2 separate regions of the Mus musculus genome follow, and region 2 is linked to region 1. Evidence: chromatin loops called from intact Hi-C (ENCODE). Cell type or tissue: heart. All regions are shown on one strand.

What was found. A loop is a pair of places that touch in the nucleus more often than their neighbours do. Peaks named below come from ENCODE experiments on the same cell type or tissue, not always from the same donor. Only the 100,000 strongest peaks of a DNase experiment are listed, where the experiment ranks them.
Region 2: it touches region 1 in a loop (2.3-fold over the local background); 10 of 42 quality-filtered maps call a loop at or near these places.

Annotation. Positions count from the first base shown.
Region 1 is chr10:13,978,980-13,986,979 of GRCm38, forward strand. All of the region lies in intron 1 of Hivep2 (human immunodeficiency virus type I enhancer binding protein 2), which reads left to right. Among named protein-coding and RNA genes, the nearest start is that of Hivep2, 17 kb to the left of the region's middle. In heart, a CTCF peak has its summit at 3,918; DNase peaks (open chromatin) are centred at 4,112 and 4,852; H3K4me3 peaks cover 1,238 bases; H3K27ac peaks cover 1,487 bases.
Region 2 is chr10:14,042,828-14,050,827 of GRCm38, forward strand. All of the region lies in intron 1 of Hivep2 (human immunodeficiency virus type I enhancer binding protein 2), which reads left to right. Among named protein-coding and RNA genes, the nearest start is that of Hivep2, 80 kb to the left of the region's middle. In heart, CTCF peaks have their summits at 4,290 (motif pointing left) and 5,889; DNase peaks (open chromatin) are centred at 3,124, 5,064 and 5,774; H3K4me3 peaks cover 575 bases; H3K27ac peaks cover 4,619 bases.

The DNA.
Region 1 (8,000 bases):
TTGAAAAAGGTGCAACCAATAAACGGGCGAAAGGAAGGTATCTAGAAATTCCTATGCAGGAAATCCGATTGCGTTTATAAATAGCAGGACATGAAAGACACTGGTTCTGTGTCGGCTTGCCATTAGAATATACTGCCTGTCTTGAAATGGGGTGGCTGTCTCAAAATAATGACTTCAGTTTTAAAGGCAGAGAGGTGGATGATGGATCCTTTGATGTCCACTCTGGTGTAAGTCAGGCCTGCCCCTTTGCACTTCCCTACCTCTGAAACATACCAATGGCATGCTCAGATTAATTTATTATCTCTTTAAGATAAGGTAAACTAATGTTTTCTGCTCATTAAAAATGAGGATGCAGAATATTGGAAGAATTTCATGCATGCACATTAATCGTGTGACCCCCCCCCCCAATACAGTGCAGTATAATATGTAGCTCTTTTTGCATCTTTGCAACAACCTTAAAATATTATGACTTAAACTCTGCACTACCTATGGTGTCTACTGGAAAACTAGTTTGAATTTACCTGCTTACATTGCTTAGTAGATAAGATGAATAGCCAGGGAAGTCGATATTTAAGCAGGCATGCATGTCATAGAACAAATGAATCTATATTGAAAAATGATATATTAGCCTCATAATAGAGTTAGTGACTCTATATTACTGGAGTTGAGAGTTCTCATTTCCTGAATAGGTACTTTGAGTTTAGATTTCTTAATGATTATGGAGATTATCCTGTTTGAACTTTCTTCACATTTTTAGCTTTTGGAGAAGTGTACTCTGCGTGGGGATAGTGTAAACACCACGTAGTATATGTGTCATTAATTTTCAGGATTCGTTCAGTGTGTGTGAGGATACCAATGTTCAACCATTATTATAGTTTAGGTTTAGCTATAATTTAAATTTTATTAGCATGTATAAAATAAATTATAATTAAAAGTTACCGTTCTGAAATGTTAAATGGCGGCTGACGAAGGAGGTGAGCTGTCACACACTGGTGTGCTTCTTAACCCTGTCACTAATTGAACATATATTAACAGCTTTCTAGAGCTGTAAGGTCTGAAGGGATGGTGGTGGACCCTCATCCTGGTACCACTGAGCCGGGAGACAAATGGTGCTTGGACACCTTGTAGTCCTGGGGGACTAAGTCACACCTGCTTTAGTTTGCCTTGCTACCTACCCTGTTTCTAAAGAGAAGGTGTGAAATCAGTTATCCCGTACAGTATCTTTGTATTTCCCATTCATTTGTTCTTTTTCATGTAGCAGAAAAAGCACCTTGAACCAGAAGACGCCATAGTTCAATATTATGGTCTGTGTTCACAATTAATATGTTTATTCACAAGTTGATATGCTTTATTGCTGCTATACTGGTCTTTCTATCTTCAGTCTGTGCTAAACTTATAATAGTATTACTTTCATTTAGTCCATAATTAGGATTATAAAACAGGAGAATTTTTAACCATCCCCTTTGTTCTTTCCAGAGTCATCATCAGGAACATAATATAAACCAGAGAGCATGAGGCTTGAATAAAATCTTCACTGACCCTAGATAGTATTTGGGCAGTCACTTGTAACTTATGGCTTGTTAATTTTATACCAGTGACATGATTTGAAAGAGTAAGTAACAATCCGCACTCATAAAAAGAAAAAAGAAAAACAAAAGAAATGTTTAGGGCAGACTTACTCAATAAAACAACACTTGAGATGGGGGTACGTGTTGAAACTCCTAGGAGAGGGATCACTCAGGAGACGGACAAAACACGGAAGGTTTTCATGGGATCGGATACATTAGGCTCCCTCCCCTATGCAAGGATGGATGCTTCGACACTGTTGGGATTTAAACGTTGCTGTGTGTGTATCTCTGTCTGTGTCTGGAGAATGACTCTGTGGTTAAGAGCACCTATTGCTCTTGCAGAGAACTTTGGTTTGGTTCCCAGCACCCTCGTGGTGGCTCACAACCATCCCTAATCTACTTGCAGGGCATCCGGTGCCTTTTTCTGACCCGTGGTTACTGTATGCATGCGGTGCAGACAAAATACCCATACATATAAAGATAAAATGAATCGAAAACTTACTTTATAAGTTGTTGTGTCCATGCTAAGGAAACAAGGAATTTGGAATGATTATCTCTTAGACCCTGCCAAGAGTCACTGTAAGGCATCGCCTCCCTGAAGCAGAGCAGAGGTAACATAGAGCATAGTTCAGGTCTTTACAAGTCTGTTGGCTCCCCAGCTGAGTGGACATTTAAATACTCAGAGCTTATTTCTGACTGACAGTTTAATTATGTGCTGAGTAAATGGAATATTTTAATATTATGTAAATTATACGCAAATTTAAACTGATGATGCAAAAACCCTACTTTTTTCTTAGGGTGTTAAGGTGAAAAGACAAGAGTGGTCAAAGACACATTGGTTTTGGGTCACTATAATGGCATCCTTTGATATTGCCTTAGACAGTGAGGATTGAATATGGCAGTTGACATTCATCAGATTCCATGTTTATGCCCATTTAGCATAAAAAAATTAGTACCCTTTAACAAAGGGAAGGTGGTGGATCTGACTTGCAGCTCAGCTGGTGGAGACTGTACCTGGTTTGATCCCTGCATCGCAATGGTACATACCTATTATCTCAACACTAAAAAGCTAGAGGCAGGAGGATCACAAGTTTTAGGTCACCTAGCTAGAGAAGTTGTTTCTTAAATAATGTATACAGAACCCTAAATATGTTTAAAAAATCATGTCTTAGATCAGCTTAAGGTTCATAGCAAATTGAGCAGATAGATATTTCTCATTCAGCTTACCTGTGTGTATACTGCTGCCTCCCCGCTTCAGTTAGTGAGGAAGACCTGCTACTCCAAAGATTTATATTGAGAAATTACCATTGCTGAAGGTCATCATGTAAGGCTGTAAATGTCTCTTATCATGTCCTGCGAAACACTGCATAGTTGAAATGTTAGAGACGGTGGTTCAGTGCCTTCATACTGGTTTGTCATGAGAACAGAAGTTATCATTTTTTCTTGTAATTAACAATCTATCTCATTAGCAAACTGAAAGGAAACTATTTCAGTTTTTATTTCATAATAATTATACAATACCTTATGGTCTTATTTTTAACCACTGTTAACCTTAACCCACTGACTTGTAGAATTACCCAGGGTTATCATGGTTATGGCTTGAAACGAAATACAAGTCTGGAAATTGAGGCTAAAGAAAAAAAAAAATCAGTGGCTTAAAAACTATAAATCGATCATTTTTCCCTTAAAATATTTTGGTCCTGTTTTTTGTTGTTATTATCCAGGGTAAGAGCAAGACCAAATAGATCTTAGGAGACTTTTAAGAAATAAATTACGAGCATTAAAGACCTCAGTAGGTGGAAGTTTATGCTGTGCAGTGGGTATTTAATGAGAACATAGCATTTCCTGTTTGTCTTCGACTTCATTGGAGGTGCGCAGTATGGAAATCAGCTTTCATTTCTGCCATGTGTCAGTTGTTTAAGGAATCAATATTGGAGATAAAAAGTGGGGCTCGAGGGGAGGAAGGGGGAGGGCAGGCAACTTTTGATGCTTTAAAAGATTCCTGGTAGCCAGGTGTGGTGGCGGACGCCTTTAATCCCAGCACTTGGGAGGCAGAGGCAGGTGGATTTCTGAGTTTGAGGCCAGCCTGGTCTACAAAGTGAGTTCCAGAACAGCCAGGGCTATACAGAGAAACCCTGTCTCGAAAAACAAAACAAAACAAAACAAAACAAACAAAAAAAAGATTCCTGGTAGAGAGTCCTATTAGGGAAACTGCAATCAGGATCGGGCAAGGAAAGTGCTTCTTCAGCCTCTGAAGATGCATGCCTCTTCTTGCTGGGGCCGGGCGGGGGTTGGTGGGCGGGAGTTGAGTCCTGCAGGACCGTAAGGCGTCAGGTGGCCTCTTGTGGGACTGCAGACCCGGGAGGCGCAGCGTTGCAGCGGGAGTCTCAGCGCACGCCCCCGCCTGCGAGCCCCCGCCCTGCCGGCAGCTGACCTTTGGCCCAGGGGCGGCCATCCGAAGGCGCTGACTGCGATGACGTCTCCCTGGCTGTCAGTGCACAACAGGAAATGCTCTCCGCCTCCCCACTTCCTGCCTGGAGAAAGTGGGGCTCGCTGCTCTAGCAGCCGGCCTAGTTTCGGGGCCCATGCGGAGCACCCTGGTTGCGCAAGGGCTCTGGGTGCAAGGCCTGGCAGGGGCTGCCTGGGCGGAAAGCCAGGGTGAGCACTGGCCGCGGACCGCCCAGCCTGGGGACCCCGAGCATCCGGAGGGGTCCCGGAAAGGAGGCCCCAGTGCTGAATAATGCTGACCTCACAGGGCCTCTGTTGATTCTCTGTTGTAAAGCCCTGACAGGAAGCCTCCTCTTTAACCCTCCTTCCAAAGGCCACCTTTGACTTTGTTGTGGAAATACTGACAAGGGCATCTGGGGCAAAACCTAAATATCAGGCCTGGGGACCCTGCAGGACAGACCCCTTCATAGTCATTTAAGCCATTGTTTAGGTAAAGTGAGGTTTTCTTTTCTTTCTGTGTGTTTTTTTTTTTTAAATATGAACCATTTTGCAAACTTAGGACAGTAATACATCAGTAGCTGTGGATGTATTATCTCGAATTTGCAGATATTTTGCTGATCTCTTTCTCCCTGGTAGACTTCAAACAACGGAAACCAAAGCACGTCAACCTAGGCTTATTAATAAGACATGTTTACATAACCCTTGAAACTGCATTTTAGAACGATATACAATCTATAATTTAGTACCGCGGATGCCCGTGTCGCGCATGCTTGCCAGTACGATAAAGGGAAGAGCCGTCAGCTAAGCAAGCATTGTGCTTATTTCCCTGGCTGACTCATGAATAGGCTTTGTCATGGGAGACTGTTCTTCTGGCCACACGGCCAAAATGCCAAAGTTCACTGGGAGGTCTACTGAGGTTTCTTATGTCAAACACTTGACAGAGTTTTAGTTAGATGAAAATACTGTGTAGTAGTTTCTATTAAACCCCAGGAATATTGTGGAACACGCACTTTACTCTCTGTGTTCTGCTACACTGACCTATGCTTTTGAAAGCGTAGCTTAAATGTCCTCACATGATTAGCCCATGTGTGTAGCATATGATGTCATTAGCCTTGGGAACTGTCAACTGATTTATGCAGTGAAGAACTTTAAGGCTATTTGAGAAGAGTTTTAAGTAAGACCTGTGGGTCTTGAAATCATGTCTTTGGTTTGTTTGTTTGCTTGCTTGCTTGTTTTTTTCTTTCTGGTGTGTATCTGTGGGAGGATAGTTTTGTTTCTTTTGAACTTCTACAGATTATAGAAGGCTACTCAGGGAAATAAACTTGGAGCATAAAAATCAGGGCAAGTTGTAGTTGAGGGGGGCTGACATCATTGTGTAGGCATTACCACATGCTAGCACACCTTATCAAACACAGAGCCTAAAGAATGTTAGGCAAGCTTGCTACCACTCAGCTGCACCCATGATGCAATCTTGATTGTTTAACAATTTGAAGAGCAAACAAGACCATGGGAATTAAAATCTCAGTGGAATAGAAGAATGTTACATTAGTAAAAGATTAAATTTGGGAGGTGATTTTCTTGTCCTTGTACTGACATAGGCAGGAGGTACATTGGATGTCCTGTAAACTATTGAAGTACATGTGAATTTCATCTTTGAGGTTACACTATGTTTGAGCCCATTGTCCATTGCTTTTCTGTATGATTTAACCACTTCTAAATCCAGCTTGTCCGTGTATGACATTAGCATTATGCAGATATTTATTTAGTAGTCGATTAATAAGGATCAATTACTCCAGATTTGAATTAACAATAATCTCCAGTTTTTATGCACCTTCTTGTTCGAGGTGCTAAGTAGGATCCTTAGACTCATTAACTAAATCTCATAATTGTCAGGAGAGTAACATACACTTGTGTGAAAACCATTTTATGAGGAGCCCTTCTGAGTGGTACCAAATTAGAATTTTTATAATATTTATCCAAACCAACATTTGATCTATATTTGTGGCTCAAATATATGTGCTTCATTTCATCCATGAATAGATATGCCTAGTTTGGAGGAAATACTTTTTTTTTAAAAAAAGATTGTATGTATGTATGTTTGTATGTATGTATGTATGTATGTATGTATGTATGTATGTATGTATATGAATACACTGTAGCTGTCTTCAGACACACCAGAAGAGGGCATCGGATCCCATTACAGATGGTTGTGAGCCACCCTGTGGTTGCTGGGAATTGAACTCAGGAGCTCTGGAAGAGCAGTCAGTGCTCTTAACCACTAAGCCATCTCTCCAGCCAGAGGAAATACTTTCTATGGTGCAGAAAGCTCACATGCCTTCATAGAGCTGCCTGACAGCTCCCCCGAGAGCAATAGAAGATGTCTTTTCAACTCTAAGCTGGGAAGTTACATTCTTGGAGGGAAATAAAATAAATAATAAAAAATAAATCATAAAAACACTGCAGAAGAACTTAGAATTATAATTTGAAACATTTTTAAAACGTAATTAAAGCTTCTTTAAGTGATTTATTGGAACACTTTTATTTTCTTATACAAAGGGTTTGCTCTCTACTGTACCTAAGGAACCTTGCAATCAGGGCTGAGTTTGCTCCGTCCTCGCATTATCGCCGATGCCTCCAGCCATGCCCCACCCTGAGCTCTGGCTCCATGTACAGGCGCTGAATGGAGGAGCAGTAGGAGAAAAATGTTGTGGTCATCTCTCGGGTGTCAGATGCATTTTACATTCCTGGCCAAGTTTCAGCATTCTCTTTGTCAAGTAATTTTAAATTCAGCAACAACGAAACAATACCTGAGCTTCTGAAAATGAAATGTAAGCATAATAGGTGCACAATAAATGTTTATTAAATGGAAGTACTGAGAGACACAGGATGCTTGGCAGTCCTGCAGGCCTGGTGCTCCACTTACTGTGTTAGTCATTGACAAACTGCTTTTCATCTAATGAGAGTCTTTAAAAAAAAATTGCATCACCCTATTGATTTACAAGAGGAGACATTTTAGGGGGAGGTGGCAAGCAGCCCACTTGATGCAGAATGATTTTCACCAGCACTTAACCTGTAGGCTCTACTTATCAGTCTGAGATCTGAAGTGCCTTTAAGAGTTTAAATATGCCTAGTGGTTGGTGGTGCCTGCTTTTAATCCCAGCATTCAGGAGGCAGAGGTAGGCCGATCTCTTGAGTAGTTCTGGTCAGCCAAGGTTACCCAGAGTAAACCCTGTGTCTAAAAACAAACAAACAAACAAAACCAAATGTGATTCCAACATGATTGCTGATGCTGATTCTCTAGAGGTCAGGATGATGGGTTGTGCCTGTACCCAGTGCCTAGTGAAGTGCTGAACAGGGCAGGTCTCACCTTGCTGGCCACCTGTACAATCACAGTGGAGCCCAGGATCAGCGGGGCTCTAAGTTTGACTCCATTGTAGTAGGCCTGAATTTTTAAATTTTAAACAAGGACCTCAGTATCTTCTTTTTGTCCGGGCCCTGCAAACACAATAGATAATCTTGAGGGTCTATCCATGACTGTGACAAGATTTTATACACTGGGAATTGGTTACCTCATAGTTGGGGAATTGTCAAATGAGTTAGCATTTTTGGTGTTGGTCATGGGGTCTTGGTTGCTGGGGCAGCTCCTCCTACTTTAGGTGGTTATCTGGATGGTACTAGAATGGACTGCCACTATTGGTATTGCCAGGAAGTAAAACTGTGAGCCACTTAGCTTGTGACACTGGACTGGGGCAAGGCCAGCTCAGAGTGCCTTGACCTTTGGAAGGCAAAACTTGGGAGATACCAAGATAACTAAGGGACAGATATGTATCTGAATAAACAGGAAGGAATATTCATGGTTTACTTCTTGGCTGTAACTCTGCCACAGTTCTGTATCAGCTATATAAAAAGGAGCACAGGGAAGTGTTACGTCTTCGAAGTGGCCAATATCTTGACATTGTAGAACTAATTTTCTGTTAAAGAAGT
Region 2 (8,000 bases), 64 kb after region 1:
AAGCAGAGGCCATCATCTGCCCATCGCTGTCCTCTGAGGCTTGGGTTCAGCGTTTGAATGCTTGAGTTTGGTTGCCTCATTGGTAACTAATTGGTAGGTGGTTCCTTTGTGGCCTTTGCCAGTTAGCAGACGTATGCAAATGGAGTCTTCACAGAGTTTCACTTTCCTTCAAAATACAGCCAAGTCTTCTATGAAATGGCGGGTAACAACTTCTGTTTCTCCTATTCAAGTTTCAGAAATTGTCAAGGGTAGATCCTACTTAACTGTCAGTGGTAGAAGTCCCAGAAGTGGATAAGTCATAAAATGTCATGAGTATACGTACAAGCAGTTAAAAAATTCCTGAGGCGGGCAGGAAGTTCTTCATATTTATCCACACAAAGGGCCTATTTCACAGTGTTTCTCTTCTTGGTTGTGATTAACATGAGTGGGCGTCACTCAGAATCAATATGTGTGTGTTTTGATTGAGACCTAGATTTTTTTTTTTTTTTACCCATTTTAAAGAAATACAGAAGATCTGAAGGGCTAGAACCCTTTTCCTTTAAAATAACTTAGAAGGCGAAACCTGTTTTCACTTTCTCTAGTGCGTGTGTGTGTGATGTGTGTGTGTGTGTCTGTGTGTGTGTGTATGTCTCTGTGTATGTCTGTATGTGTTTATGCATGCACATGTCTGTGTGTGTGTGTGTGAGTGCATGCATGTAAGCATGCAAGTGTTTGCGTATGTGTGTGTGTGTCTTTGTGTGTATGTCTGTGTGTGTGTGTGTATGTCTGGGTGTGTGTGAGTATGCATGCACGTGGGCCAGAGGTTGACATTTCTCAACACTCTCCACCTTGATTTTTGAGATGGGGTTTCTCACTGAACCCAGTGTTTGTAGAGTAGGCTAGAGTAAGAGAATGAATGCGCTTGCTTCCATTTTTCCTCCATCCCAGTTCTAGAGTAGCCAAAATTGTGCTTGACGTCTTTTGCAGGCTCTGAAGATTCAAACTGGGACCTCCACTTTTCCTCACTCCTTCAAAACGAAGATTTTAATTTCCCCTGGAGTCCCCTGTCTTCATTGACTTTTAAAGAAAACATTTTAAAAGTTTTAAAGAAAAACAGCTTCAAAGTCGCAATATTAGATCAAGGAGCTATAGGCAGAAATCTGTTCCTAATTGTGACTTTTTTCTTCCAGATTTAAAAAAAAAATAGATTGTGTACTTGACTAACTCCAAAGTTGTCAGTCAAAAGTGACTTTCCTGTCACAGATCATCCGGTGTTTGCTGAGCGGCTATTGCCGCATGCAACCTCTCAGAGCTCTTGGTCTGTGAGAAAGGCAGATGCAAAGGAACGCAGGATGAGGGATTCCAGAGACGTGGTGACCAGAATGTAGGCAGAGGAGGGGAGACACAGGTCATCGGAAGTCGGAGTGGGAGGCTGGAGGCCGGGCTGAGTGCTCAGGAAGTACTCACCCATTGCTTGCTGTTACCTAGGCTCAGCCTGGGGGGCTGCTGGCTTCAGTGATGCACACATTCTGTTGCACCCCTCCCCCACTCCCCCAGGAGGCAGACACAGATCATCCTTCTCATTCACGTGTGTGTGTGTGTGTGTGTGTGTGTGTGTGTGTGTGTGTGTGTATGTGTGTATGTGTGTGTGTGTGTGAGAGAGAGAGAGAGACAGACAGACAGACAGACAGACAGACAGGGATGCACAAATGCAGCTATGTGCTTCCGTGCACACACACGCCCCCTGTAAGTTTGTGGAGGGTCTGGGAGGAATTGACTTTAGAACAGGGTCTTGACTGAGGTGGTGGGGGTCAAGCAGAGCAGCCATGCTGTTTTGTACCTTAAACATGTCCTTAAACGTCCCTGGAAAAAGAAAGCAGCCTTTTCCAGTGAGGGAGAAGGACGCCTCTCCATGGTTATAAGTAGATGCTAGGTTGGCATTTCATACTTGCTTTTTTTTTTTAAAAATAGATTCGTAACTATTTTTTTAACCAGACTCTTAACTGTGGGATTTGCTTAGCAAACCTGAGTTGCAATTCCACTTGTAAGTGGTCTTCTCCCCCAAACTGCCATTTCTGGTGTCAGCTACAAGGACCTAGCACAGAGCTTGCAGCACCTCCCTAGCTCAGGCCCAGCTCCAAGGTCAGCTTTCTGAGTTGAGGCTGCGGGGAAGTTCATGCCGAATCCCCAAGTCCTGTCTCAGCCAAGGTGAGGCCTTGGCTAGGAATGGACAAACCCCACCTGACACACACAGACACACACACACACACACACACACACACACACACTACCCATGGTTAGGTGTTTACAGCATCTAATCTTCAGCAATTAAAGAGAAGAAGTGTGGGTGGGGTAAAAAATAGCAATACCCACATTGTGAAGTCTTTGAGAAAAACAGGAAACTAGTCTTTTTTAACCAGTGATGCCCAGAACTGGTTATTGCAAAGAGCTTGTTTTCCTAATGTGATGTGGTCAGCCCAGCTGTGGCAGAAGTTGAATTCTGCTCATTATGACGGGCGTCTGTGGATTCATTTAGCTGACAAACCTATAGACAGGCGAGCATAATTATCAGTGGTAACCTGGTCATTATGGCCGGATGGTGTTTGGGGAAACAATGTGCCCCAGTCCTGAAAGCCGGTGAGAACATATGAAATAAGAACATTTGACCGACCCAGAGTTATTTCCAGGAGTTGTAAACGAACCAGGCCTGTTTGTTGTAAAGGAGCTGATAGAGTTTCTGTCTTCATTATTTTATTTTATTTTATTTTAATTTTTAAGTTGACAGGCAGCACTGGGTGTTAGTATATATCATTTTGTGACTTGCTCATCAGCCCAAGCTTCATGTACAATGTTTTAAACTTCTCGTTGTTGGCACCCAGTGTCTGGTTTCAGTTAAATCAGTTGAGAATTAAAAGTGGGGTCAGAAATGACTTTCATCCTCCTCAAGGTCACATGGATTCCCTTGCCTTGGTGGGCAGTGCAGAAAGGAACGACCTTGGGGAACACGATTTAGGCAATTGTCAGCTAGACTTTTGGCCTTGAGGAAAGTGTAGGCTGCTTCAGAACCAAAGCAAAAGGAGAAATCCCCATGGTCTCCACTGCAGTCTTTCACTGGGTTAGTGTCAGACAGGCGGAGGAGGCTTCCCCTCTACTTCCTGCTGTGGGTTCTGGGTCACTGGGGAGCCCATCTCCACCAGCCCTCTCTGCAGACTGTTTCTCAGTGGCGGTGTCATCTCAGGGATGAAGGGGGGCTAGACTTTTTCAACTGCTTATTGTTTTGTTTTGGGTTTTTTTTTTTTTTTTTTTTTTTTTTTGGTTGCCAAGCCAAGCTTTGGGTCTGTGTAGTGGAGGCTTTACGCTTGCCTGTTTGTATCAGACTTTACAGTTGTCTCTTTAATAAGTAAGCTACTCGCCCTTCTCTTTTGTGAAGCCTGTTTTCAGTGCATGATCCAGGCAGCATGCCTGGGATTAGCAGTGCCCCCTCTCCAGCTGACTGCCCAGGCAGTTCCAAAAAAGGCAATCGTCCCTGCTATTGATTTCTGTGGAGCATCAGTCATGTTGGAGTTATTTACCACGAGAGAGGAGTAAGCGTCTTGCATCTGTCTCTTAGGTTTAACACAAGGGCACTGTACAGCAAGCCTGTCTCCATTCTGATCTAAGGAGATATTTTTTCCTCTCCTTGGAGGCAGCTTGGCCAGGGCAGTTAAGTGGATCTGGGGAGTATGAAGGTCTTGGTTTTTTAACCCCTTGCTGCTTCTTAGTGAAAAGGGAGGACAGTGGATGGATGCTGTCTGCCACTTAGCCCTTCCCAGGATGTGGTAAAGTAATGAGATAATAGTTGTTGAGTACACTCAAACGCAGATGAGAGATAGTTCTAAAAGTGCCAGCCCTTACTGGGGGGAAAAAAGCTAACAACAGAACTAGCAAACAAACATGTTTTATCAAGACTCAGATTTCAAATGCATCTTAAAATCTGGTGTTTCTGTGGGGAAAACAAAGCCCTGGGGCATTATGATAATGTTGAAGTGGCAGGAAAAAAAAAATGGATTGGTATTGCATTCACTTTGTACACGCTTCCATGGTGGTTTCTGTACATTTTCATGTTTAAAAATATAATAAAATTATTTCCATGCTCCTAAGAATGTACCTTCGGCACTACCCCATCTTGACAGCTCCCTTTAAGCCTATGAATGGAGCACAATATAAAAAACTTGGGCTGTGGTGTTGGAAAAGGACTGGAGTCCCAGGATCTATGTAGGGTAGCTAGCTCACAACCACCTCTTAACTCACTTCCAGGGAATCTGACGCCCTCTTCTGGCCTCAGTGGGCACTACACTCACTCATATCTGCACACTCAGCCATGCACATACATAATTAAAATTAAAGACATTTCTTTTAAAGAAAAAAAGTACTCAGGAGAACTCTTAGGAAAATGTCTTTTGTTTTTCTTAGCATAGTGTGAGCAAAGTGTCCCCATCTGTCATTCCCAATACTGGGCTCCCCACCAAAGGATCAGTAAACACAAAAGTTTTGTATCATTTGACCACAAACTTATCTTGCTGTTACCCTTTCTCTCAAGTGTGAGACTTTATTGAGCAGGTGTAGAGGGATAATTCACAGTCTGGCAGAGGTGGAGGGGGTGAGTGGGTTAGCTCACTGCCTGGTAGAGGTGGAGGGGGTAGATGGGATAGCCCTCTGCCTGGCAGGAGTGGAGGGGTTATGAGGGGTGGAGAGAGTGGGATAATTCAATGGCAGGAGTGGAGGTGTCAAGGGGGTGGGTGGTATAGCCCATTGTCTGGCAGGGGTGCAGGGGTGGGTGGAATAGCTCACTCTCTGGCAGGGGTGGAGGGGGTGGGATAATTCATTGTCTGTCAGGGTGGAGGGGATGGCTGGCTCTGCAGTCTTGCCTTGCAGATGGTAGGAGCCTGGTTCCCGGCTCACTTTCATTTTCTTTCTTGGGATCCATATCCTTGCCTCCTTATCTGTGAGAAGGAAGCAGGCCCCCTCCTGCTGGATGAGACTTGGTGAAGGAAGTTGGAGGTGACCTACTCTCAGCTAGAGACAGGGGGTCAGGGAGAGCTGACATTCTCTGCCTGGGTCAGGTAGCCATTTGTGGCAGAGTGGCCCAGGAAGACCTTTGCTGGGGAGAATTAATTGCTTTAATACTGACTGGCTGTAATCCAGCCCGTCTGGAGTTTGCTTCCTGCTCCTGGTTGTCATTTGAAGCTGGCTGAGGAACACAGTTGTTGTCTATGGACACACTTAAGAAGCAGCTGTGGTGTGCTTTCTCTGTACATAGGAATGCCGAGTTCCTGCCAGAGAAAACTTCACTTTTATCCAGGTGACACCACATTGATGAGTACTCTGCCAGCCTCCTTAATTTCATATCCTTAATTAAAGATCAGGTATCACGCTTTGATGAGTCTGAACAGTACGTTGGTTTTGGCTGGCCTTTTTTTTTGCTAAGCGTGATATCTTTATGGTGGAGTTGATACTCCTTGCAGTAGGGAGATTGTCTTGTGCATTGCAAAATATTTCCCAACATCCCTGTCCTCCACCCAGTGGATGACAGTAGCCCAACCCTACTCTCCTGCCAATCTTAACAGTCAGAAGGAGCCCCTTGCTCAATGTCCCCTGGGAGGCAAAATGTCTGCACTTGTAAGCCTCCATAGGCTATCAAGAAATCTGAAGCCTGTGCATCTGCCAGCCCCAACCAGACGTTTATCAGCAGCACAAAGCCTGAACTTAAGATCCAAGTAGGAACGCAAGGGTGGGGAGAGTTAAGTTTCTAAATAGTGAGTATTCCAGTTCCTAGTCTGTGACTGTGTGAGTAGCAATCCCTATCAGGGGACTTCCCCTGCTGGCTTGTGGCAGGAATTCCCTCTCCCCCTCTCCCAAAGGCTGGGACTTCCTTCTCAAGGACTGCCCATGCTTCTGACTCACTTAATTCTTCTGTCTCTTCTTTTCAATTTTCTTCCCCCTGTGGCTGCCAGTAACTGGACCAACCTTGCTGCCTCTGACAAAGACGGGAGCCATTGAGAGTGTCCCTGTCAGTGCAGTGCCAGGTCACTGTGTACGCCTCCAGACAATGCGTCTTGCTATTCTTACATGTTTGCTTATTTGATAGTTCTTCCTGGTCTTTTGTGGCCTATGTTGGGGAAGACTGTTTTATACACTATTGACTCAAGTCCTCAGTTTGGCGATCTGGCAAGAAACTGTGCCATCCGCGGTTGGCAGTTTCTGTGGTACTCTTATTACATTGCCTTAGGCTAATTCTAAATCCGGTTATGTAAGCGTTAGGAGGGGTAGCTTCGAGTGCCAGTTACCATTTGTGACATTCGTCTAGAGGGGAAACAGTCCAGATTTCCAATGCTAGATATAAAAGTGAACTTGGGGAATGTGACTCTTTTTAAATAAGATGAGGAGATGAGAGACAGGCGAGCAGGTGGCATAGACCAGCTGGTACCCATTACAAGTGAGGCTTTCCATAATGCTACAGGGAGATGCTCTTGGTAGCGAGGTCAGAGTTCCTGCTTCTGTGGGGCAGAGCCTTCCCCTTCATCCCAGGCTTAGAGAGCTGACAGATTGAAACAGCTGTGGCTTGCTCCTCTTCTAAGGAATAGAGGAAGCGTGCAAATATTTCCTCCGATCCCATTTGGACATGCCATGGAGCACAATCTTTACCAAATGCACAGTCTGCCAAGAGAAGAAAAGAATAGTCACTGTGAATAGAGATCCCAACGACCAATGACTGTAAGAAATAACCAGACAAGTTCAGCTTTAAAGAGAAAGAAAGCAGACCACCTATGCTGTACAAATTTGTGATGAAACTAAGAAAAGGTTAGTTACAAGAGAAGCACAAAACCCCCAAGTCCTTGTTTGTACGTCAAATGATGAAAATGGGAATCTCCAGTGTGTCACACCAGGAGACCCCTCCTCCTGGACCCTAGACGGTCTGAGTTCCCGTTATCCTGTGTGCATTCTCCCTTCCCTCTAAAGTTGTCAAGATGGACACTGTAGACAGGCACAGTTGACAAAGCGAGACTGTGAGAGTGCTGAGCCAGTTACTTCCTTTGGAAAGTTTCTAGAACACCTTACTGATGATTTTAAAGTTGGGTTCAGGCTGCCCCGAGACATTGGATAGTGTTAGAAATGAAATATTAGCCTGGTGGACACTTCCTATTCTGGGGGCTTCCGGTCTTGAATTTCAGAGAGCATGCCATTAAATAATATCCAGACACTGTGTGTCCTTTGTTATGGGACCAACCAGTCACAGTTGGTTTTCAGTAGTTCGGAGATCTGTGGGCATCAGAACCATGCCACACAGCACTGTACGTCTGTTTGTTGAATGAATCAGTGAATAAATGAGAAGGGAAAAAAACCAGTTCATCATGAAGAAGATTTGTATAGAGTGTTTATATTTATTCTTTGAGAATTTTGTACAAATGGACAGTGTGCTTGGTTATATCTCCTCCCAGTCCTTCCCTCCTCTCCTCCTGGGTGTCTCTAATACCATACCCTCTTCCCAACACCAGGCCCTTTTGTTTTGGTTTTAAGTCCACTGGGTCCAATTAGCATTGCTCATATGTGCATGGCCATCCACTGGAGCACGGGCAACCTACCAGGGAACATTTTTTAAAGGAAAAGTAAACGCTAATTTTTCCCTGGAAAAATTACAGGCATTTTCCAATAATTATGTTACTGCAAAATTTAAAAGAGCAGCATGTATTTTTTTTTCATTGTTGCTCTTAAGCAAGGACAGCAGGAATAGATGGTCATTTCTAGAGACAGAGGTCATGGCACCCGCTTGCCAAGTCATCTAGAGGGACACAGGTGTAGACAGTCTCTCAAGTATACTGATAGGTTGATATCAGAGAGTAACAGGCACTTCTTACAGCCAAATCAATTAAGACAATGAGTGAAGAAAAACGGTGGTTTGAGCTGCGTAAGATAGGTTTTGGTTTTGGTTTTGGTGCTGGCTGTGCAGGACTGAGCTTCTTTCCACGTCTGACAGCACCGAA